2 separate regions of the Homo sapiens genome follow, and region 1 is linked to region 2. Evidence: read pairs that join two places in POLR2A ChIA-PET (ENCODE). Cell type or tissue: PC-3. All regions are shown on one strand. Links, peaks and the distances in the headings refer to the core of each region. The heading gives the core; the rest is flanking DNA. Region 1 has its middle 580 kb from the start of TBX3. Region 2 overlaps LOC124903081 (a long non-coding RNA gene).

Evidence for each region. Peaks named below come from ENCODE experiments on the same cell type or tissue, not always from the same donor. Only the 100,000 strongest peaks of a DNase experiment are listed, where the experiment ranks them.
Region 1: POLR2A ChIA-PET joins it to region 2 with 23 read pairs; 2 of 35 experiments call an interaction of 5 or more read pairs at or near these places.

Annotation. Positions count from the first base shown.
Region 1 is chr12:115,264,535-115,269,916 of GRCh38, forward strand. No RefSeq gene overlaps it. Among named protein-coding and RNA genes, the nearest start is that of TBX3, 580 kb to the left of the region's middle. In PC-3, for the core only: no CTCF peak of the experiment used is centred there; no DNase peak of the experiment used is centred there.
Region 2 is chr12:115,153,433-115,158,814 of GRCh38, forward strand. The region is part of intron 1 of LOC124903081 (a long non-coding RNA gene); the gene reads left to right. Among named protein-coding and RNA genes, the nearest start is that of TBX3, 470 kb to the left of the region's middle. In PC-3, for the core only: no CTCF peak of the experiment used is centred there; DNase peaks (open chromatin) are centred at 2,399 and 2,579; H3K4me3 peaks cover 362 bases; H3K27ac peaks cover 2,953 bases.

The DNA.
Region 1 (5,382 bases), core at 70-5,069, 110 kb after region 2:
AAGCAAAAACAAGAGAGGATGAATTGCAGTGAGAGAGAACAAGAGTGTGGCATGATGTCAGAACAGGCAGAAACAGATCACAGCAAGACTTTTGGATTCAACTCTATGGGTACCTACCGGAGGGTTTTGCACAGGGTGGTAGCATGATGAGAATTATAATTTTAAAACATCACCTGGCTGCTCTACGATTGAATGGACTGTCCGAAAACTGGAGTCTATGAAGATCAACGGTTGCAAGGTTACTGGAGTCATTGAGGTAAGAGATGATGTCATAGACTAACATGCTTATAAAATATTCAGCGTAATGCCTGGCACAAAACCAGCATTTGCAAGATAACTATCATTATTTTGGAGGCTACTTATTTCCTGTGATGAAAACGATAGTTCACCTTAGCCAGCCAACCTGTCAAATTATATTCATAGAACACATGAATTCAAGGGGAGTTTCAGGGCATCTAGAATCAAGTCAGATGCAGTCTCCACCTTTAAGTAACTCAAGCATAACTGGGGAGAGAAATCCGATGTTCTGTAAATAATTAAAGAAGGTCTCAAGCTAGAGCATGACCAATGGGTAGATGGCATGAGCCCTCTCTGAGAGCTCTCCTAGCTCAATAAAAAGAAGCCACTGAAGAAGATATTGCACTATTCATTCCCTCAAAAGATCCTCCTCTTGGAAATTATCACCAAGCTTTTTCCACTTGAAAATCATTGATGCCTCTTCCAGGAGAAGATGAAGCCTAAATACACACAGATGAGCAGCCTAGACTCTGGTCCAACCATGTCCTTGCAGAAAGAAGATGAGCATGGATGTGTCCCAAATGCAATGAATGAAGAGGAATTTATTTTGTGGGAAGAGGGCAGGGGCATACTGGGAATAGGTTGCTGGAGTTCATTAAGCCATTTTTGAGCTAAAGAGCCATCTGTAGTGGATGTGATATGCCAACTTTTCTTGAAGGAGCTAAATGGTTAAGAGTTGCACCCAAAAGTCTCTATACCTCTCCTTCCACCTAATCGCAACCATCTGAGGCTCTAGTGCTTCCAGAAGTTAGAAGGCCTCCTCCTTGATACTGGCTGAATGCAACCATTTTTCTAATTAAACCATAAACCCAGATGTCTAACACAAAAGGACAAAGGAGGAGAAAACAAAGAAAAGACGATTTGGTTATTGCAAGACGTTGGGGCATTGGAAACCTATGCTTTACTCAACCTCCATTCATTATCCTTCATGAGTTGCTTTTTTGTTTGTTTGTCCTGATTGTAAATGGAAAATGAAAACTTTCCCCCAATTTCCCACTTTGAGACAGACAATGACATGATTGGCCCCGCGTGGACTGAGTGTCTCTGGGCAACCGAGATTTGAAATGTCCTGCAGCCTCGGTAGTTTTTGTGGAAAATGGGAGGACACAATATCTATTTTACAGGTCTGTTGTGAAGATCAATGTGAAAAATATATGTAAACAGTTTAGCACTGGGCTGGCACACAGGGGTGTTCAGCAAGGCTTGGGCAGTATATGCTTCACGTGCATTAAAATATTAGAATAGGCTGGGTGCAGTGGCTCACACCTGTAATGCCAGCACTTTGGGGGGCCGAGGGGACCGGATCACTTGAGGTCAGGAGTTCAAGACCAGCCTGACCAACATGGTGAAACCCCGTCTCTACTAAAAATACAAACATTAGCCTGGTGTGGTGGTGCGCGCCTGTGATTCCAGCTACTTGGGAGGCTGAGGTATGAGAATCGCTTGAACCCAGGAGGCAGAGGTTGCAGTGAGCTGAGATTGTGCCACTGCACTCCAACTTCGGTGAGAAAGCGAGACTCTGTCTCAAAAAACAAACAAAAAATATTAGAATAGCAAGGACTAGGTCAGTACCCAGGGCAATGCCTGCCCTATTGCAGGCCCATGGTGCATGGGATACTGAAATTGAATGTTTATAGTTGCCCAAAGACCAATCTTTCAAGAGTGATGCATTTTCAGATGAGAGGCAGAAGGGGTAACTTGCATTTGAGCAATGCTTTCTGACTTTTCACTGTCACTGTATCTGAGTTTGAACCACAGCTCAGCCATTTAGGATCTGGATAGCCCCAGGCAAGCAACTTTTCTTCTCAGGATTCCAGGTTTTAAATCGCTAAAGTGGGGATAGTAATACATCCTATCTCATAGTGCTGTATCTTAATCTTAACCTTAATCTTAATCTTGTGCTTTATAGAGCGTAACATAACAATGGCTACCACAGTCATTATTATTCACATAAAATCCATTTTGCAACAGTATAATTATTGGTGTCAATAGCAATGCCCACGCGGATTTTTAGGTAGCATTGATGTGACTTAGTGCCAGATCAAAGAGTAAGAAATATTTGAGTGAAAGATTACTACCAGCTCGATGCAGACATCCTCTCAAAAAATATTTATTTATTCCCCTACCGTGTGCCAGGCACTGGCCTAGAAACCAGTGACACAGAAGTAAATATGACAGACAAGGTCTCTGGTTCCATTGAACTTCATCAGGGGCGGGTTTGAGAAATGAGACCACAGATAGAAAAAACATTAAGGTATGAATATTCAACATATCAAGTAGTGATTTGTTCTACGAAGAAAAGCTGCGCAGGGTAGAGTAAAAGGTGATGGAGAGTTATATGAAAGTATGACTTAAATGAATGGTCAGAAAAGGTCTTTCTGATAAGATGGCATTTGAGCAGCAACCTGGAGGAGGTGGGAGGGTGGCTGTTGATATCTGTAGGAAAGAGCATTCCTGGAAGATGGAACAGCAAATGCAAAGGCCTTGAGGCTAAAGGGAAACCAACAAAATGGAAATCTAGGTGTTTTCCAGTAGAGTTGAGGATGTCTGGGGAAGGTCCCTCACATTGCAAAGTAAATGTTGCAGAGTAGGTACACGATTCATTGTCTTTGGGGTCAGTCTCAGAACGCCGCTTGGTAGCATCATTCATCTGAGCCATTATGCTGAGAAGACTCAGTTCTCATTTCTAAATAACTTAGGGATTCCAACCAGTGGCCTTCCAGTTTCTCTGGAAGCCAGACCCTTGTCATCTGCTAGAAATAGTAATGTCAGGCCGGAAGGCACCAGGGCCCCAGCTTCAGCCCCCATGACACATCCTGGCTGAGAGATGTGTTAGGCAGACCCTTGGGAACAGCTTCTGCCTGACGGCTTCCCTGAGACTGAATGCCAGCAACTCCCATGGATAACTCCCTGGATTGCATCATCTGTGATGTCTGGGGCCAGAGCACCCCAATTAGCAGCCCTCTGCTGCACAGATGGTTGGGGGACACAGGAGAACAGAGCGGTCAGCAACTTGGGTGGCTCTTCTGGAGTACAGCCCCTCTCTCTGCTCAGCAGGCGAAGGCCATGTCTGGCCTCAGAGTAACTGTTTCCATCCCCATAGCTGCAACCCACCACCTCCCGGAAGCTGGGAATTCCCTTAGAAGACCAAAGGTCTGAGATGTGCAAAAAAGGATAATTTGATGGAATGTGTCCTTTTCCCATGCCAGTTCTCATTGGTAGGCAGTCCAAGAGGCTTGGGTCCCAGAAGTGAGCTGGAATCAGAGGAATGTGCTCAGTTATATGCAGTGTGCAGCTCAGCAGCTGCATTCCAAAGTTATGTCCAACCAGGGACTCTTGAAGATGCCTTCACACAGTGATGGAGCTGAGTGCCCCCAGCACCTGCTAGGTGCCAGCCGCCATGCTGAATTCTTTACATGCAGAGTTTCCTTGAGTGCTCACAAGAGCCCTGCGAGGGAGAGGCTATTGTCATGAGGCCTTCTTTCTGCAGACAGGCAACATTGAGGCTCAGCGAGGTTAAGTAACTGCCTGTAAGTCACATATTTATTAAGACAGAATCAGGACTTGAACTTAAGTGGTTTGAATCCAGAGCTCATAACCATTATACACTAGCATAGCTCCCATCTCCTTTTGTCCTAGTCATATAGACTGCGGATTGGCACACGTTTTCTGTAAAGGGCAGGATAGTAAGTATTTTTGGCTTTACCAGCCGTACAGTCTCTGACCCAACTACTCTAGAGCACTTCTGTGCTGCTATAATGGAAAAGCAGCCACAGACAATATTTAAGTAGATGATGCATGTGGCTGTGTGCCAGTAAATCTTTATTTACAGAATCAGGCAGGAGGCTGGAGTTGGCCCATGGGCCATACTTTGTTAATCCCTGCTGCAGATGGTCACCCACTCTGCCTTCCATGGAGCTTCATGGTGCCTTCACTGGACTTCTTTTTGTGAGTCTCTCCCCTCACTTGGTTAAGTTCCTTGTGGGTTGACATTTAGACGTGTTTACCTCTGCATTTTTGGCCCTCAAGAAAGATATTTGAATTGATGAATGAATAAGTGACTGAGTGAATGAATGATATGAGGATCAAAATTGCCCCACAGCTATGGTTAGATCAAACACCCAGATCTTAGGCTGGGTTTCCCTGGAACCAGAACTTGGCACAAATGCAAGAAGGTTGGGAACTAATCTCAGGAAATATTGGTAGGGGAGATTTGAAGGGAGGCAAGGAAGGTAAGTGGCCTATCAAGGGTGTGATATTGAGCAGGTTACAGCTGTGGGCAGCTGGAGTTCAGTCTCACTGGGAAACTCTGGGAGACTGGGTAGAGCATGCATCAGCTCTACCAACAGAGGGGCTTCAGGGCTGTTTCCAGGGGTATTGGCTTTCTAGCACCTCCAGGTTTCCCTGAGCATGGCCAACCATGCTCCTTGGCCAGAAAAATGTCAGAAGAGAGATACAGGTTTTCAAATTAATCTAAGATGATCTAAGCAGGGATTTGTTCACTGGCCAAAAACAGCTTGCTGCCTGTTCTTGTAAATAAAGCTTTATAGGAACACAGCCATGCCTATTTGTTTATGCACTGTCTTTGCACTGCAATGGCTGAGTTGGGTAGTTGTGACAGAGAATGTATGGCCTGCAATGCTGAGAGTATTTACTATCTTCCTCTTTACAGAAAAAGTGTGCTGGTCTCTGGTGTAAGAGATATGGGAAGGGCACTGACAGCATCTTCCAAACAGTTTAAATCATGTGAATTACTTACACTAGAATCGAGAAAACTGGGATGTTGCACTTGAAAATTTCCAGTTATGGCTTCCATGGAAAGAGTAAAAATTCTTGCTTTCCATTGTCTTTCTTATTTTTTATTGCAGTGAAACACACACAACATGAAATCTATCCTTGTAACAATTTCTAAGTGTAAAATATTGTTAACTATAAGCCTGACATTGTACAGCAGATCTCTAGAGCTTTTTCATCATGCATGAGTGCAATTCTACACCCATTGAACAGCAATTCCTGCTCTTCCTCCTCCTCCAAGCCCTGGCAATCACCATTTTCCTTTCTGCATCTATAACTTTTAATATTTTC
Region 2 (5,382 bases), core at 210-5,209:
TGGGTTACTTCAATGGGCTCCACTTCTCGCTGGCTCCCATTTGGGTTTGGCCAAAGGGAGGCACCCACTGGAGAGTGGAGAGAGGGAGGAAAGAGGCTGGGGTTCGTTCTTCCCTCCAGGTGGTGGGTTTGCAGTGGCTCCTTTTCTCTAAGGAAGGCAGGTCACATCTTCTGTCTTCACTCTCCTACAGCTTCAGCTTTCACCAGGTTCTGATGACCTTGCAGGCATAAGGGTGGTAGGTAGTGTGTTTCTGATTTTCCAGAAGGTTCCTCATCATTGCTAGCTCCTCTTAACTTTGTCCACGGCATTGTGAATAAACTCTCTCCTTTGGGGTGTGCTGATTATTGCCAGGGCTCTGTTTAAGACAAAAGCTCCATGGATTTGGCTAACTTCCAGAAGGGGTCATGCCTACGGCTGTCACAGCACAATCAAGGGGCAGTAGAATGTGGCAGTTAAGAGTCTGGGCCTTGGAATCCAAGTGGCTGAAGTCCTGGTTCTGTTACTTCAAAGTTTTGTGACCTTGTACATGTGATTTTGTCTCCCTAACCCTCAGTTTTCTCATCTCTAAAATGCAGTTAATAATAGTACCTATCTCCTTAGGTTGCTTTTTTTTTTTTTGAAACAGGGTCTTGCTCTGCCACCCAGGCTGGAGTGCAGTGGCACGATCACGGCTGTCTGGGTTGCTTTGATGAAGCAATGAAATGGTACCTTTGAGTACCTGGCATATAGGAAGAACCATTGGGGAAAGGTTTACCATTATTATTATATTACTATCTGTTTCATTTACGTATTGTTGCATAACCAACCACCTTAGAGCTCAGGGCCTGCGAGCCTGCCTGTGGGCCTGTTCTTTGGGCAGTATTTAGTGAGGCTGACTTGTCTCTGCTTCATATATTGTCTGGAATCTCCATGGAGGGGTCTGCCTTGGTGAGGAGTGGCTAGGCCAGCTGGGTGCCAGGTGGTCGTGTCCTCTCAATTGTTCCCTGGGTGGTCTCTCTAGCATGGCAGTTCCAGGGTGGTCAGACTTCATACATAGTGGTGTCCTGCCTCAAAGTGAGTGTTCCAAAGTCTGAGAAGAAACTCGAGGCTTCTTTTGATTAAGTGTCAGAAGTCAACATCCCTTTTACCACATTTTATCAGTCAAACAAATCAATAGGGCCAGCATAGTCTCCAGTATAGAGGTATGAGAACTCACTTCTCTCCATAAAGGTAGAAGAATCTGTAGCCATTTACATTATTCATTGAAGGGAGCAGTGTGGGTTGTTGTGTGCTACAAATTAAAAGGAAAATTTGGGGATTTTAAGCCTACTTTTAAACTTTATTTTTTTCTTTCCTACTTTTATTTTAGGCTCAAGGGTTATATGTGCAGGTTTGTTATATGGGTAAACTGTGTGTTACAGGGGTTTGGTGTACAGATAATCTTGTCACCCAGGTAATGAGCAGAGTATCTGATAGGAAGTTTTTCAATCCTCACCCTCCATTCTCAAGTAAGCCCTGATGCCTATTGTTTCCTTCTTTGTGTCCATGTGTATTTGATATTTAACTTCGTCTTATAAGAGAGAACAGGAAGTATTTGCCTTTCTGTGCCTACATTAATTCGCTTAGGATTATGGCCTCCAGCTCCATCTATGTTGCTGCAAAAGACATGATTTCATTCTTTATTATGGCTGCATAGTATTCCATGGTGTACATGTACCACATTTGCTTTATCCAGTGAACCATTGATGGTAAGCTTACTTTTGAACCCAATTCAAATTACTTTTATCAACAACAACAACAACAAAAAGATAATGGTGACTTATTGTCTCATGTAACTGAATAATACTCCTCTGAAGTGTTATTTGATCTAAGACTCATGGATTGACTAGGCTGCCTTTCTCTTCAACTCTCAGGCACACTCCATCCACATGACAGGCATGGTGGCCAGTGGAGAACCACAGTTCACATTCTCCAGCTGAAAGCCACCATCTTTCCTATAGAAAAGTCCTGGGAAAGTCTGAACAATTTGCTTTCAGTTAAGTGTCCACTAGTGTGATGGAGGTGTGAAGGGATTGTTGATCCCAGTCAAGTCACATGAAGTGGGTTGCCAGCAGAGAAGGTGGGCTCTGAGACCATCACAGGAAGGGAAATAAGGAAACTGTGATAAAGACAAAACCAGTGTGGCCACAGTCTACCATAAACATCTCACACTCTGCTATTCTACACTGAATTCTGATGCTAACCACCAGCTGGTGTTAGCACCAAGTCCACAAGTGAAGGACACACTCCCCAGTAAGACTATACTCACTTCCGATGCTAGCCACAAGCTTGAGGGTGTCCAGGCCACTCACACTTCTGACCAACTGGCTGAAAATTCAAGAGTGCATGACTCTTGAAAGGGGCTGGATAATTTGCTAGAATGACTCAGAGAATACAGGAAATAACTATACCTAGAGTTATAGTTTTATTACAAAGGATACAAAATCAGGACTAGCCAAAAGGAGAGACACATAAGGCTGAGGTCTGGGAAGGTCCCGAACACAAAGCTTCCGTGCCTCTCCCCACGGAATCGGAGTACATCACCCTCTTGACACATCAGTGTTTTTGGTCATCAGGAAGCTCCATTAGTTTTGGTGTCTAGATTTTTTATTGGGGTTACATTGCATAGCAATGATGGATTGAATCATGGACCACATGGTCAAACCTGGTCTTCATCAGCCACCCCTCCCAGTGGTTAGGCTGTCTCGAAGCCTCAAATGTCTAACTGTGTGATTAGTGTTTCTGGTTGACCAGCCCCCATCCTGAGTCACCTCATCTCTTACCATAAACTCAGGTATGGTCTGAGAGGCTCATGAGTAACAAAGACTCCTATTGCTCAGGAAATTCCAAAGATTTAGGGTTTCCCATTTAGAAACCAGAGACAAAGCCCAGCCAAATTCCTTCCTTTTTTTTTTTTTTTTTTTTTTTGAGATGTAGAGACAAGGTCTTGCTCTGTCATCCAGGCTGGAGTGCGATGGTACAATCATAGCTCATTGCAGCCTTGGACTCCTAGGCTCAAGCAATCCTCCTGCCCCAGCCTTCTGAGTACAGGCATGCACCACAATGCCTGGGAAATTTTTTTTTTTTTTTTTGTAGAGACAGAATCTCATTATGTTGCTCAGGCTGGTCTTTAACTTCTGGCCTGAAGCAATCCTCCTAACTTGGCCTCCCAAAGCACTGGGATTACAGGCACAAGCCACCACAGAGCCAGCCTCTCACACTCTTTACTATGCCACACAGGCATTGCTTCATGTGAAATATAAAATTCCCTTAATAAAGCATCATCACACCCACTTAGAAATGAAGACATTGTGGGTATTCTGAGATAATACAAGAATTGAGCCCTTGTTTTCTTGAACCCATGTTTTTATTTAATTTTCTTTTCTTACTATACCCCAATACTTACCTCTAATGAGAAAGCTACTTTGTTGCAAATAACTGCCTCAGTCACCTCCATCTCTAACTGGCAAGTCCCAATTATTCTACACTAAAGGAATTATCAATTTTAGTGAGGGAATTCCACTCCTTTTGTCTTGTGGAAGATTCTAGGAGTTAAAAGTTCTGAGTTGCAGTCCCAGGTCTGCACATTAGGTCAGTTGGATGCATCCCCTTACCTCTGGACTCAGTTTCTTCATCTGAAAAACAGCTAGCCTAGACTGACTGCCACAGAGGATCTTGTGAGCTCTGAAAGTTTCAGAACTCACTGCCGCTCAGCTTTGCAATGTGGAAATATCACTTGCCATTGGGATGGCCTGGGAAAATTAAGAATACTTTCCAACAGAGGAAATCTACACCCAGAAATTCCCTCTTTTATTTGTCCATTCACAAATATATTTTCAATACCTGTATGTGCCAGGCACCACATGAGATGCTGGAGATGTAGCAAAAGAAAGGCATATTTAGAGCCTATCTTTATGAATTTAAAGAATAATGAAATCAGACATTAATCCAATCATTCAAACATGATAGAGGAAGTAGGGTGTATGGGGCATAAGATAGGGAGAACTAGGCTGGGCGCGGAGGCTTACGCCTATAATCCCAGCACTTTGGGAGGCCGAGGAGGCAGATCACGAGGTCAGGAGATCGGGACCATCCTGGCTAACATGGTGAAACCCCGTCTCTACTAAAAATACAAAAAAGTAGCCGGGCATGTTGGCACGTGCCTGTGGTCCCAGCTACTTGGGAGGCTGAGGCAGGAGAATCGCTTGAACCCAGGAGACGGAGGTTGCAGTGAGCCGAGATCATGCCACTGCACTCCAGCCTGGGATATGTAGCAAGACTCCATCTAAAAAAAAAAAAAAAAAAAAAAAAAAAAAAAAAGATAGGGAGAACTAACTTAATCCAAAATCAGGGAGGGCTTCCTGGAATAAGTGGCATTCAAGCTAAACGATATTGAAAAAGAAGGGTAGAGCAAGTGTCCAAGGGTGTTGCCGGCAGAGAAAAGAATCCCCATGAACACCACAGCTTGAAACATCCAAACTATCCTATAATAGAGGGAATAAATGTCCAGCCTAATTTAAGCCTTGAAGTTTTTGATTGAATGAGCAACTGGATGGCTGTATATCATTCCTTCTATTAAAATGTAAGCATTTTAGGGACAAGGCCGATGGATGCTTCTAAATCCTGGTACCTAATGTTGGGTACACTCCAGTTTCTCAATAAATTCTCTTTAACAAATAGTTATTGGTAGCTACGGACGCTGGTAGCAGGGGCTTACAAACTAAAACTCACACTTATTAAGTGCTTCCTATGTGCCAAGCACTGTTCTAACTGTTACTAGGATAAATTAGTTAATTCTGATAATCAACGTTTGTAAAAACATCCTCATTTTGCAGATGAGAAAACAAGGGCACAGAGAAGCTAAATAACTTTTCCATCCCAAAGTTTGTACAGGTATTAAGTGGTAAAGCCAGGTTTCAAATGCCAGCAATCTGCTCTCAGCTACTGTATCATGCCTGTGTTGGAAAAGGAAGAAACGCAGGATCTTACCCTTCAACTCAAACCACTTAAAACGGGATAAAAGTAATATTTGTGAAAAGAATGTCACATCATCTGACTTTTTGATTCTAAAGTTCAGTTAGACCAGATATATTAAGTCAGATATTAAATTTTTTTAAATGTTTCTGTGCAACAGATATTGTGGAAAGGAAATAGTGTGCATAATCTCATTTGATTTTCAAATAAACTCTAGATACAGGGGCTATGACTATAATTCCCATTGGAACTGAGATTCAGAGAGGCTAAGTAACTTGCCTCAACTTGCCCAGCCAGAAGGAACAAGGTGTACCCAGTTGATGTGAATGCAGGCCCTGTCCACTCCACTATTCAACTCTAAAGCCAGTTTATCCACAACCCGAGACAGAA